Linked DNA regions of Homo sapiens: region 1 is linked to region 2. Evidence: chromatin contacts called from ENCODE Hi-C or POLR2A ChIA-PET data. All regions are on one chromosome and are shown on one strand. Each heading gives the region's core, a stretch centred on a gene start or an enhancer-like site at or near the end of the contact. The rest is flanking DNA. Distances are from core to core; before and after follow the strand shown.

What was found. Hi-C counts contacts between places; a loop is a spot of excess contacts on that map. ChIA-PET counts read pairs that join two places held with the same protein, here RNA polymerase II (POLR2A). Pooled maps may share reads with other maps.
Region 1: a loop to region 2 is called in a map of GM12878, with 3 times the contacts of the local background. The contact joins two enhancer-like sites. A Hi-C loop is called at or near these places in 4 of 168 maps with a recorded cell type or tissue (GM12878, PC-9 and naive thymus-derived CD4-positive, alpha-beta T cell), 14 of 37 single-sample maps with no recorded cell type and 13 of 50 pooled maps. POLR2A ChIA-PET finds 5 or more read pairs at or near these places in 13 of 52 experiments (CD4-positive, alpha-beta T cell, CD4-positive, alpha-beta memory T cell, Caco-2 and 8 more).

Annotation. Positions count from the first base shown.
Region 1 is chr5:56,147,320-56,152,548 of GRCh38, forward strand. The region is part of intron 6 of ANKRD55 (ankyrin repeat domain 55); the gene reads right to left. Among named protein-coding and RNA genes, the nearest start is that of ANKRD55, 83 kb to the right of the region's middle. RefSeq lists a cis regulatory region at 1,151-1,651. Within about 2 kb of position 1,357, at least 4 of the 41 ENCODE cell types and tissues checked have a DNase peak (open chromatin) inside an H3K27ac peak, as active enhancers do; they include CD4-positive, alpha-beta T cell, where a contact is called at or near this core.
Region 2 is chr5:55,975,230-55,980,148 of GRCh38, forward strand. IL6ST (interleukin 6 cytokine family signal transducer) reads right to left here. Exons shown (of 17, transcript NM_002184.4): 3 at 986-1,064. The coding sequence starts at 1,049. Among named protein-coding and RNA genes, the nearest start is that of IL6ST, 17 kb to the right of the region's middle. Within about 2 kb of position 2,947, at least 5 of the 41 ENCODE cell types and tissues checked have a DNase peak (open chromatin) inside an H3K27ac peak, as active enhancers do; they include CD4-positive, alpha-beta T cell, where a contact is called at or near this core.

The sequences.
Region 1 (5,229 bases), core at 107-2,606, 170 kb after region 2:
GGTAGAATTTCATTTTGGGAATGAGCTCAGATGCTAAAAAATTCCTTTCTTTGTAATTGTAGCTGGATTCAAGGTTGTCTTACTTTCTAAAATGATGGTTCTTACTAGTGTAAGGATTGGTACCCTATATTTTTGTTTCATTTGGCATTGCCTCAAGGGTCCTCCTGAAAGTGCAGTTGGCAAACATTTATTTTTATAAGATATATACACATACATAATACATATTCTCCCACCCAGTTCACCGTCACCACAAAACTTGAGAACATCTTGAAAATAACTGGTGATCCTCTGAATGGCTCCAAATCAAGACCCAAATTACTTCATTACTTTTCTAAATACTTGTGCAATATAAATGGGCTGTGAACACTCAGTCAAGTAAAGGGAAATTTCCTGCCGCTTTTTTTTCTTTTTCTTTTTTTCATTTGGGCTGATGAGAAATAAGAATAAATCCTCTTAGAGTTAATAATGTGAAAACCAAAGCTTTCAAAAGCAGCTCAAAGGCAGCGGTTGGTATTGCACACTTTATTTAGGAACATTTTCCTACAACTGCTTCCTTCTCCTTTCTTCTTCTTCTTTCTTCAACTTCTGTTGGGCCCGCAGAAATTGTAGTTGTCTTATGTTAAAATTCTGGTGACCAGTTAAGGGGCAAACATCAGGCTTAGCAATTGGTATCTGTACTAAGCAGTGACAGAAATCACGATTAAGCTGTGATGCACATAAAGGCAGATGCTGTGGCATATTCAGCATGGTATGCTCCCTGCACTGAGCACACAGTAAGTGTTCAAGAAATGCTTACTGGAAGAATTAATTAGTGAATTGCAGCTTATCAAAGATCACTTGGACTCATAGGGAATATAAAATCAGAGTCTGTTGGATAAGACAGCCATCTGTGTCCAAGTTATGGAGACCTTTCCAACCAGTTACTTCCTGGAGTTTCACTGAGGGATAAACTGAGCCTTCGAAGCATCTAGGAGCTGACAATCTAGCAGTCACTATCAGGCATGTTGCAACAAACACCCAGATGGCCCTGGTGACGGGAGAATTCTACTCTTCTGAAAATCAAAAAGTATTGATTGGCTCAAAGAGTGAGGAGGAACACATATTCAGTTAAAAATATAAGCTCTCCAGAATGTTTTGAGGGGAAATGTTAAGTTTTGGTTGACTTGGGATCTGATTTTAGATTGCTGATAAGACAAAATGTATGTTCTAACTGTTGGGTGCATAGTAGGGTTGCTTTGGAACAGTGTCTTGTGTTGATGAGTAATTCTGCGCCTTGAACCTGTGCCACCACAATTTCAGTTAAAGGCTTACAAGTCCTATCAGCTTCTCAGAACATTTTTTTTTTTTCAAAACCACTTTTGTGTTTTCTGAACCAGAAATCTGCTTTAGTGCTTAGCAGGTTTCATGTTTCAGAACTGTACTTTTAGAGTGTCTCTAGACAACACTGAAAGGCACACAGAGAGAAATGTTGATGTGGCTGGGTGCTTGGTTTGTTCCCCGTCTTGGTTGGCGGTTCGGGGTGGGGTGGTGGAGGGGGAGGGTTAAGAATTATAGCAGGTGTCTGCTGGCTGAGAGGTCAGTAAACAATTCCAGATGCTTTGAAGGATCTAGAATTTCCAGCAGCTTGGCTCTGGTTGACATTTAAAAATTAACATACTTAATCCTCTAATCATATATGATCACCCCCAACAAAAGTGATAGAGGGTCTCCCTTAGATAAAAAATTGGAATTAATATGTACTTTAAAAGTAGATCTAGTTTTAAAAACTAGATGGTGTTACAAGTACAGTAATGAAAGCCATTTTCTTTCATTTTTATTTGAAAAACAATCTTATACATCAGAAAGCTTAGTAAATTAATTCATTGTCTTTGTTTTGGAATTTCCTAAACTGAGTAGATAGACGGTGAGCATCACGATAGCCAAAGACTGTAACTGAAGGCCAAGAATACTCTGAGGTTGGATTTTAGGGCACTAGGAAGGGCTGCTAATAACGACACTCTTTAAAAACTCTCACTTTCTCCCTGTAATAATTATAAGAATAATATGTCTGACATTTTTAAAAAAAGACTTTAGAATGGGAGTTTTCATAATTTAAATCAGACAAGAAAAACAATAAAACGAACTTAGGCCATAGAAGTCTAGGAGCCAATTCTAACAAGAACAAACTTATAAAACAAAGCCTTCAGAATAGAAGCCTAAGTTGATAGATTTAATTTTCAACAAAAAAAGAACATCTACATTCTTCTGCACTAAACTGTGAACTCCATCATAGCAGGGATGAAGCCCACATGAGACATGGCAGGTACTGAACAAATATTTGTTGAATAATTAAAATAAAACAATCTTCCTGTTCCAAGGAGATCACCTTGGGAGGCTATACAATTATTCTACTCATTGCTCAAAATACTTTTGGGAGGTTTTTTTTTGGAAATTGCCACTAGAGCAAGAGCTCTATCCATGGATAGAAATAAGGATGTGTGAGTTTCATCAGAGAAATAATTACATCTTTATTTTCACTAACTTCTTTTTTTTTTTTTTTTGAGACGGAGTCTCATTCTGTCACCCAGGCTGGAGTGCAGTGGCACCATCTCGGCTTACTGCAACCTCCACCTCCTGGGTTCAAGAGATTCTCCTGCCTCAGCCTCTCTAGTAGCTGGGACTACAGGTGCGAGCCACCACGCCCGTTGAATTTTTGTATTTTTAGTAGAGATGGGCGTCACCATATTGGCCAGGCTGGTCTTGAACTCCTAGACCTCATGATCCGCCTGCCTTGGCCTCCCAAAGTGCTAGGATTACAGGCGTGAGCCACTGCGCCCGGCCTATTTTCACTAACTTCTAATTGAAATTTAACATCTTTTTCAATTATGAATATAGGCAACAACCCACAGTAGTATAAACAGTACCTGTGACTTTGCCACCTCTATAAATTATAGGTACAGTGCTATTACATTAGTGATTGCAGATCACTACATGTCTCACTACTTCAACAATTGTAGCAGTTTGTGCTCCTACCATCAAATCTTATTTAACGCATTAATAAACAACCTTATATGTTATTATCATAAATTTGGTCTTTAAAATGTTTTCTAGCCTTGGCAACATGGTGAAACTCTGCCTCTACAGAAAAAAAAAAAATTAGTTGGGTATGGTGGTATGCGCCTGTAGTCCCAGCTACTTGGGAGGCTGAGGTGGGAGAGTCACTTGAGCCTGGGAGGCAGAGGTTGCAGTGAACTGAGATTGCACCACTGCACTCTGGCCTCACAGAGTGAGACCCCGTCTCAATAAATAAATAAATAGGCTGGGCGTGGTGCCTCACACCTGTAATCCCAGCCCTTTAGGAGGCCAAGGTGGATGAATCATTTGAGGTCAGGAGTTCGAGACCAGCCTGGCCAACATGGTGAAATCCCGCCTCTACTAAAAAATACAAAAATTAGCCACGTGTGGCGGTGGGTGCCTGTAATCCCAGCTACTCGGTAGGCTGAGGCAGGAGAATCACTTGAACCCTGGAGGTGGAGGTTGCAGCTAGCTGAGATCGCACCACTGCACTCCAGCCTTGGCGACAAAGCGAGACTCCGTCTCAATAAATAAATAAATAAAAGAATGTTTTGATAGCTGTATTTTAATATTTTGATTTCTTTCGCAATCTTATATGTTTCATTTTCTGTAATTTCAGATATTTTTCCTTTTTGATATTTTTTTCCTTTTAAAAAGAAGTTTAAATAGAGATGAGGTTTAGCCATGTTGCCCAGGCTGATCCTGAACTCCTGAGCTCAAGCAATCCTCCTGCCTCGGCCTCCCAAAGGGCTGGGATTACAGGTGTGAGTCACTGCACCCAGCCTAATTTCAGGTATGTTTCTGAGAAGTTATCCATAGGTTTCACAAACACATGAAGATGTGTCCATGTCATAAATATGGGTAAGGACTCCTGCTCTAAAGTCTACAGGACATTTTTAAAAAATTCTAATTGGTATAAAATTTTATTTACTTATTTATATCTCATAAACACCTCTAATACCATGAAAATCTTAGTTTTTTGAGAGTAGGTTTTGGAAATAACAGTCACCTGGAGTCAAGTCTGGGAAATAAATTGGATAGCTGAGTCAACAAAACAAAAGAAGAAAGGGCCATAAAATAAAATAACATGACTTTTTCTTGAATTTAATTCTTTCTTTCTCCCTAGATATAACATATCTAGATATAATATATATCTAGGCTGGGCGTGGTGGCTCACGCCTATAATCCCAGCACTTTGGGAGGCCGAGGCAGGTGGATCACTTGAGGACAGGAGTTCGAGACCAGCCTGGCTAACCTGGTGAAACCCCATCTCCACAAAAAATACAAAAATTAACCGGGCATGGTGGCAGGCACCTGTAATCCCAGCTACTTAAGAGGCTGAGGCAGGAGAATCACTTGAACCCAAGAGGCGGAGGTTGCAGTGAGCCAAAATAGTGCCACTGCATTCTAGCCTGGGTGACACAGTGAGACCACATCTCGGAAAAAAAAAAATCTATATATATATATGTGTGTGTGTATATATATGTATATATACGTGTGTATATATACATATACATACACACGTATATGTGTGTATATACACATATATGTATATATGTATATATGTGTGTGTATATATATATAAAAAATTTTTGTGCCTCACTAAAGCTTTTGTGCAAGCTACTGAACTAGAAACTGGGGATACAAAGATAAAAAAAGGCATGGTCTGCCTCTAGAAGTTTATAGGGTTGGAGGAGAGTGGGAGAGGGAGGTGGGGGCTCCTAAGTAGTGGTGACCCTACTCCATTTTTTTTTTTTTAGATGTTCGGTCTTAGGCTAAAACTTCTGATTCATTAAAAACTTTTGTTTGTTATGTTACCTTTTGCTAACTGTAAAGTTAAAAATTTCAAGTCAGGGACTGTTTCTTCTGCTTTTGGTTCTATCTCAGGAATGTGGTAAGTAGAAGTGATGCTAAGAATTATGTCCAAAAGGTCACATCTGTTTTTGCAACTTAAATTTATTTTCTCAGAGTGGTTCTACAATTGAAGTTTTGTTTGTCAGACTGCTCACAAAAATCTGCTTACATAAGAATGTGCATTTAATATATCCTAAACAATATATATATCCTAAATGCTGTGCATAACAGTGCTTCTCTGGTTAAATGCATTCAAAGTTCTAACCCAGATGCCAACAGCTCAGAGCCTCTCTTGATAGAACACTCTTCCTGTCAAGGCTA
Region 2 (4,919 bases), core at 1,697-4,196:
TGGATTTCTCACTTGGTACTGCCTCGAGATGGTGGATGAGGAATGAGTTATTGTGAGCTCTGGTCATTTAAAAGTTTGTAGCACCTTCCCTTTCTCTCTCTCTTCCTCCTGTTCTCGCTATGTGAGATGCCTCACTCCCCCTTTGTCTTCTGCCATGACTGGAAACTTCCCAAAGCCTCCCCAGAAGCAGATGCCACCATGCTTCCGCACAGCCTACAGAACTGTGAATCAATTAAACCTTTTCTTTATAAATTACCCAGTCTCAGGTATTTCTTTATAGCAGTGTGAGAATGGACTAATACTTGGCTAATTAAAAAAAAAAATTGTAGAGATGGGGCCTTGCTTTGTTGCCCAGACTGAATTCCTGGACTCAAGTTATTTTCCTGCCTATGCCTCCCAAGGTTCTGGGATTACAGGTGTGAGCCACCATGTCCAGCCAGTATTCTATTTTAAATGTAATACAGGCAACTAAGAGAAGAATCAGTAGGGTAATCAGCATGCACAGGGTTAAAAACCAGATCCTATAGAATGATTAGATATCTGGGTAACTGTAATTTGGGGACAAGGACTTACAGACACAGGAAAGCAGCCCTTCAATACCTGAAGAGCATGTAGTATGAATGACGTAAAATTTAACAAGATTTAACAAATTTTCTCCTATTCATTTACTGAAGAAAAAAAAAAAAACCCACACACTTCTTTCCTTCCCCATTTTAAAGTTATTGTTAGTATTGATATACAGCATTTAAGATTACTGACTTAAATTACTGACTTAGCATGTAAGATGACTGTTACAACTCAAATTATACAAAAACAGATTATCAAGAATATTTTTATTAAAATCAATTTAAGATATTATTCTCTCGATTATCCTAGAAAGAATATATGAACATAATAATTAAACATAAGCTTAATTATATAATAATATAAAAATATATAAACCTAATTTGTGAAGTTAGAAGATAGGGTATTTCATGAACCTTACCTGTAGATTCAGTGGTGAGGAAAATAAACAAGGCTTGCACTAGCCAAGTCTGCAACGTCAACATCTTGCGCGGATATTTCTGCAACAGACACATGTAATATTACTTTTAATATTTTTTCTCTTATATACACATAATTTAAGACACAATCTTGTTTCCATGCTGTAGCTGTGTTTCTAAAAGGTGGTAAAATTCTTATGAGAATGTAGAAAACTTAAGTCTTCACATTATTTTTCTTTATTCCCACTGAAGTTATGGCTATGGAAAACACTGCTAGAAAACATAATTTATACTTTAAGGTTAATTAAAAGAGATATCTTGTTTCTTTCTTATGTGAAGTCTTATATTAGTAAATAACTGTGAGATTAAGAACTTCAGACTGACAAATTTCTACATGGCAAAACTCACCATAATATGTATCCTTAAAAGATACCTGACAAATGGAAAAAAATGTTTGTAATTCATAGCATGGCCAAAAATTTTCCCGATATATAAAGAATGCCTACAAATCACTAAAAAATTCTAACACCTAATAGAACAGGCAAACATATTTGAATAGTTTATAGAAAAGGAAATACAAGTAAATCAAGCATGTGAAAAGATACTTTCAACCTCACTCAAAATGAGAGATATAAATTAGAACTACTCAGATAGGAACGCAAAATGATACAGACACTCTGGTAAACAATTTGATAGTTCGTTACCAAGTTAAAAGCACACCATAAGACTTGGTATTTCCACTCCAAAGAGCGTACTCCCCAAAATAAAAACATATGCCCACAATAAGACTTATACTCAAATGTTCACAGCAGCTTCATTCATAAGTCCCAAACTGGAAACAATCCAAATGTCCACCAACTGCTGAATGTATAAACATACATTCAAACAATGGTAGAGACATATAATAGAATACTACTCAGCAAACAAAAAAAAAAGAGTATGAACTGGTGATACATGCAGTAGTATGAATGAATCTCAAAAGCATTACACTGAATAAACGAAGCCAGACACAACAGGTTATACATTGTATAACTCTATTTACAGGAAATTCTTTTTTTTTTTAAGAGATGGGGGTCTCACTATGTTGCCCAGGCTGTCTCAAACTCCTGGGCTCGAGCAATCCTCCTGCCTCAGCCTCCCAAAGCACTGGGATTACAGGCATGTGCCTCAGAAATTCTTGATACGGCAAAACTAAGGTGACAGAAAGCAGATCCAGGGTTGCCTAGGGCTGAGGTAGAGAAGGCACACGTAAAAGGGCATAAAGGAAATCTGGGGTGATAAAAATACTCTATGACTTGATTGTGGTGGTGACTATAAGACTCTATACATTTGGCAGGACGCGATGGCTCACGCCTGTAATCCCAGCACTTTGGGAGGCCGAGGTGGGCAGATCACTTGAGGTCAGGAGTTCGAGACGAGCCTGGCCAACATGGTGAAACCCCATCTCTATTAAAAATACAAAAAGTAGCTTGGCGTGGTGGCGGGTGTCTGTGATGCCAGCTACTCGGGAGGCTGAGGCAGGAGAACTGTTTGAACCCGTGAAACAGAGGTTGCAGTAAGCCCAGATCATGCCACTGGACTCCAGCATGGGCAACAGAGCGAGACCCCGACACACACAGACACACACACACACACACACGCCAGGTGTGGTGGTGTATGCCTGCAGTCCCAGCTACTCATGAGGCTTGAGGCAGGAGAGCTGTTTGAACCCGGAAGGCAGGGGCTGCAGTGAGCTGAGATGGCACCACTGCACTCCAGCCTGGGCAACAAAGCGAAATTCTATTTAAAAAAAAAAAAAGACTACATTTGTCAAAATTCACTGAATTCTGTGTCAACTGTTTCAAAGGCACTGAGATTTTACCTTACTTTCAAGCTAACAAGTCAGCCTACCACAGTGTCATGGATACTGGCAAAAGGCATGACATTTTTGCGTCAGAAGCAAAGGACTGTATTACTCATAACAGTAGTCAGAGTATCAGCATTTTCTTGCGCCAGCTGCTTGAGTCCCAACTGTCACAGGGCATTGTGAAGTCAGATGACACCTGAACAGGCTGCTTCACAGGAAAGAAAGACAGATCTTAAGTAACCCTAAACTTGAAAAATATGCAGGAAGCATGTCTGCCATTTACTCTAGAGGGAGACATTATCTGTATCTTTGAAGACTGTAAGTAAGCCTGTCCTTTGCTCCACGGCTCTGAGAGTCTACCTTCCAACATTCTTTAAAAGGTAAGTTGGCTGGGCATGGTGGCTCACGCCTATAATCCCAGCACTTTGGGAGGCTGAGGCGAGTGAATCATGAGGTCAGGAGTTCAAGACCAGCCTGACCAACATGGTGAAACCCTGTCCCTAATAAAAATACAAAAATTAGCCAGGCGTGGTGGCGGCCGCCTGTAATCCCAGCTACTCAGGAGGCTGAGGCAGAGAACTGCTTGAACCTGGGAGGCGGAGGCTGCAGTGAGCCGAGGTCACACCACTGCACTCCAGCCTAGGTGACAGAGCGAGACTCCGTCTCAAAACAAAGTTCAGAAAAAAGGCAGCCATCAGGGTTTTTGCTGATAAGAAACGCAGAAATGTTAGACTCATGGGTTTCCTATCAAGTTGTAACTAAAAAATGGTGAATTTTATTGTTTATAAATTAGACCTTAAAACAAACAAAATCTGCCCAGATAAGGTATAACCAAAAGAAACGAGTGCTTAATACCTCCAAAGACATCTACAAGAATGTTTACAGAAGTTTTATTCAAAATAGATGAAAAATAAAATCAACCAAATATCTATTAACACTAGGATAAATTATGGTATATTCAAGTAATTGAATCACAGCAATGAAAAATAACAACAGATACATGCATCATGGATGAATCTCATATATAATACAGAATGAAAGAAATCAGACAGGTTGGGTGCAGTGGCCCACACCTGTCATATCAGCACTTTGGGAGGCTGAGGGGGAAGAATTGCTTGAGGCCAGGAGTTAAGAGGCCAGCCTGCACAAAATAGTGAGACCCTGACTCTACAAAAAAATTTTAAAAGAGAAAAAAGGCAAGAAAGTACGCTCTGCATGATTTATTTTACAGAAGTTCAAAAAGAGGCAAAAGTCTACGGTGTTTGGTGACAGAGGTCAGAGCAGTTGTTTTTTGTGAGGAAGGGTATAAAAGGGGACATTCTGGGTGCTGAGCATGTTCTGTATCTTGATCTGGACAGTGATAAATTCACTGAGCTGTACACTTATGAGTTCTGTTTTGCAGTATGTAACAAAAGGTAAACAAACCAAAAATTATCCCAATACCATTCTTACATATTAGTGTTGGCAAAAATATAAAAACCCAAAAAGTATCAACAGGGTGTTGTGAGACTAAGCAACGAAAGTATCGTCACACACTACAGGTTATAGTGTAAATTGGCATAAGCTTCCCAATACATTGAACACTTTAAAAATGGTCAGTTTTGTTGTTTGTAAATTAGACCTCACTTAAAAACAAAGAAAAAAGCTCTACCCAAACAAGGCAGAGAGCCAGTTCGGCAATATCAATCAAAATTAAAACACACACATTTGATTCTAATGATTCTACTTTATTTTATCCTACAGATATGAATAAAACAACACATGTACAAAGTTATTCACTGCATTGTTTTTAACAGTAAAAGGCTGAAACAACCTGATTATGATGGGACACTAGTTAAATGATGGTATACCAAAACCATGTAAATGTAAATACTTGTAGCCATTTAAAAAAAATGAGGAAGCTCTATATGTACAGAAACATAAAGTTATCTAAAATACATTGTTACATTGTTAAGGTACAGAACAACGCATTTGCTATTATTTGTGGGCAAAACAATATACAAGAAAACAAAACACACATTCGTTTTTTTATATATGCACAGTATCTCTAGGAGGATAAAAGTTCAAATACTGGCTGTGACAGGGTATTT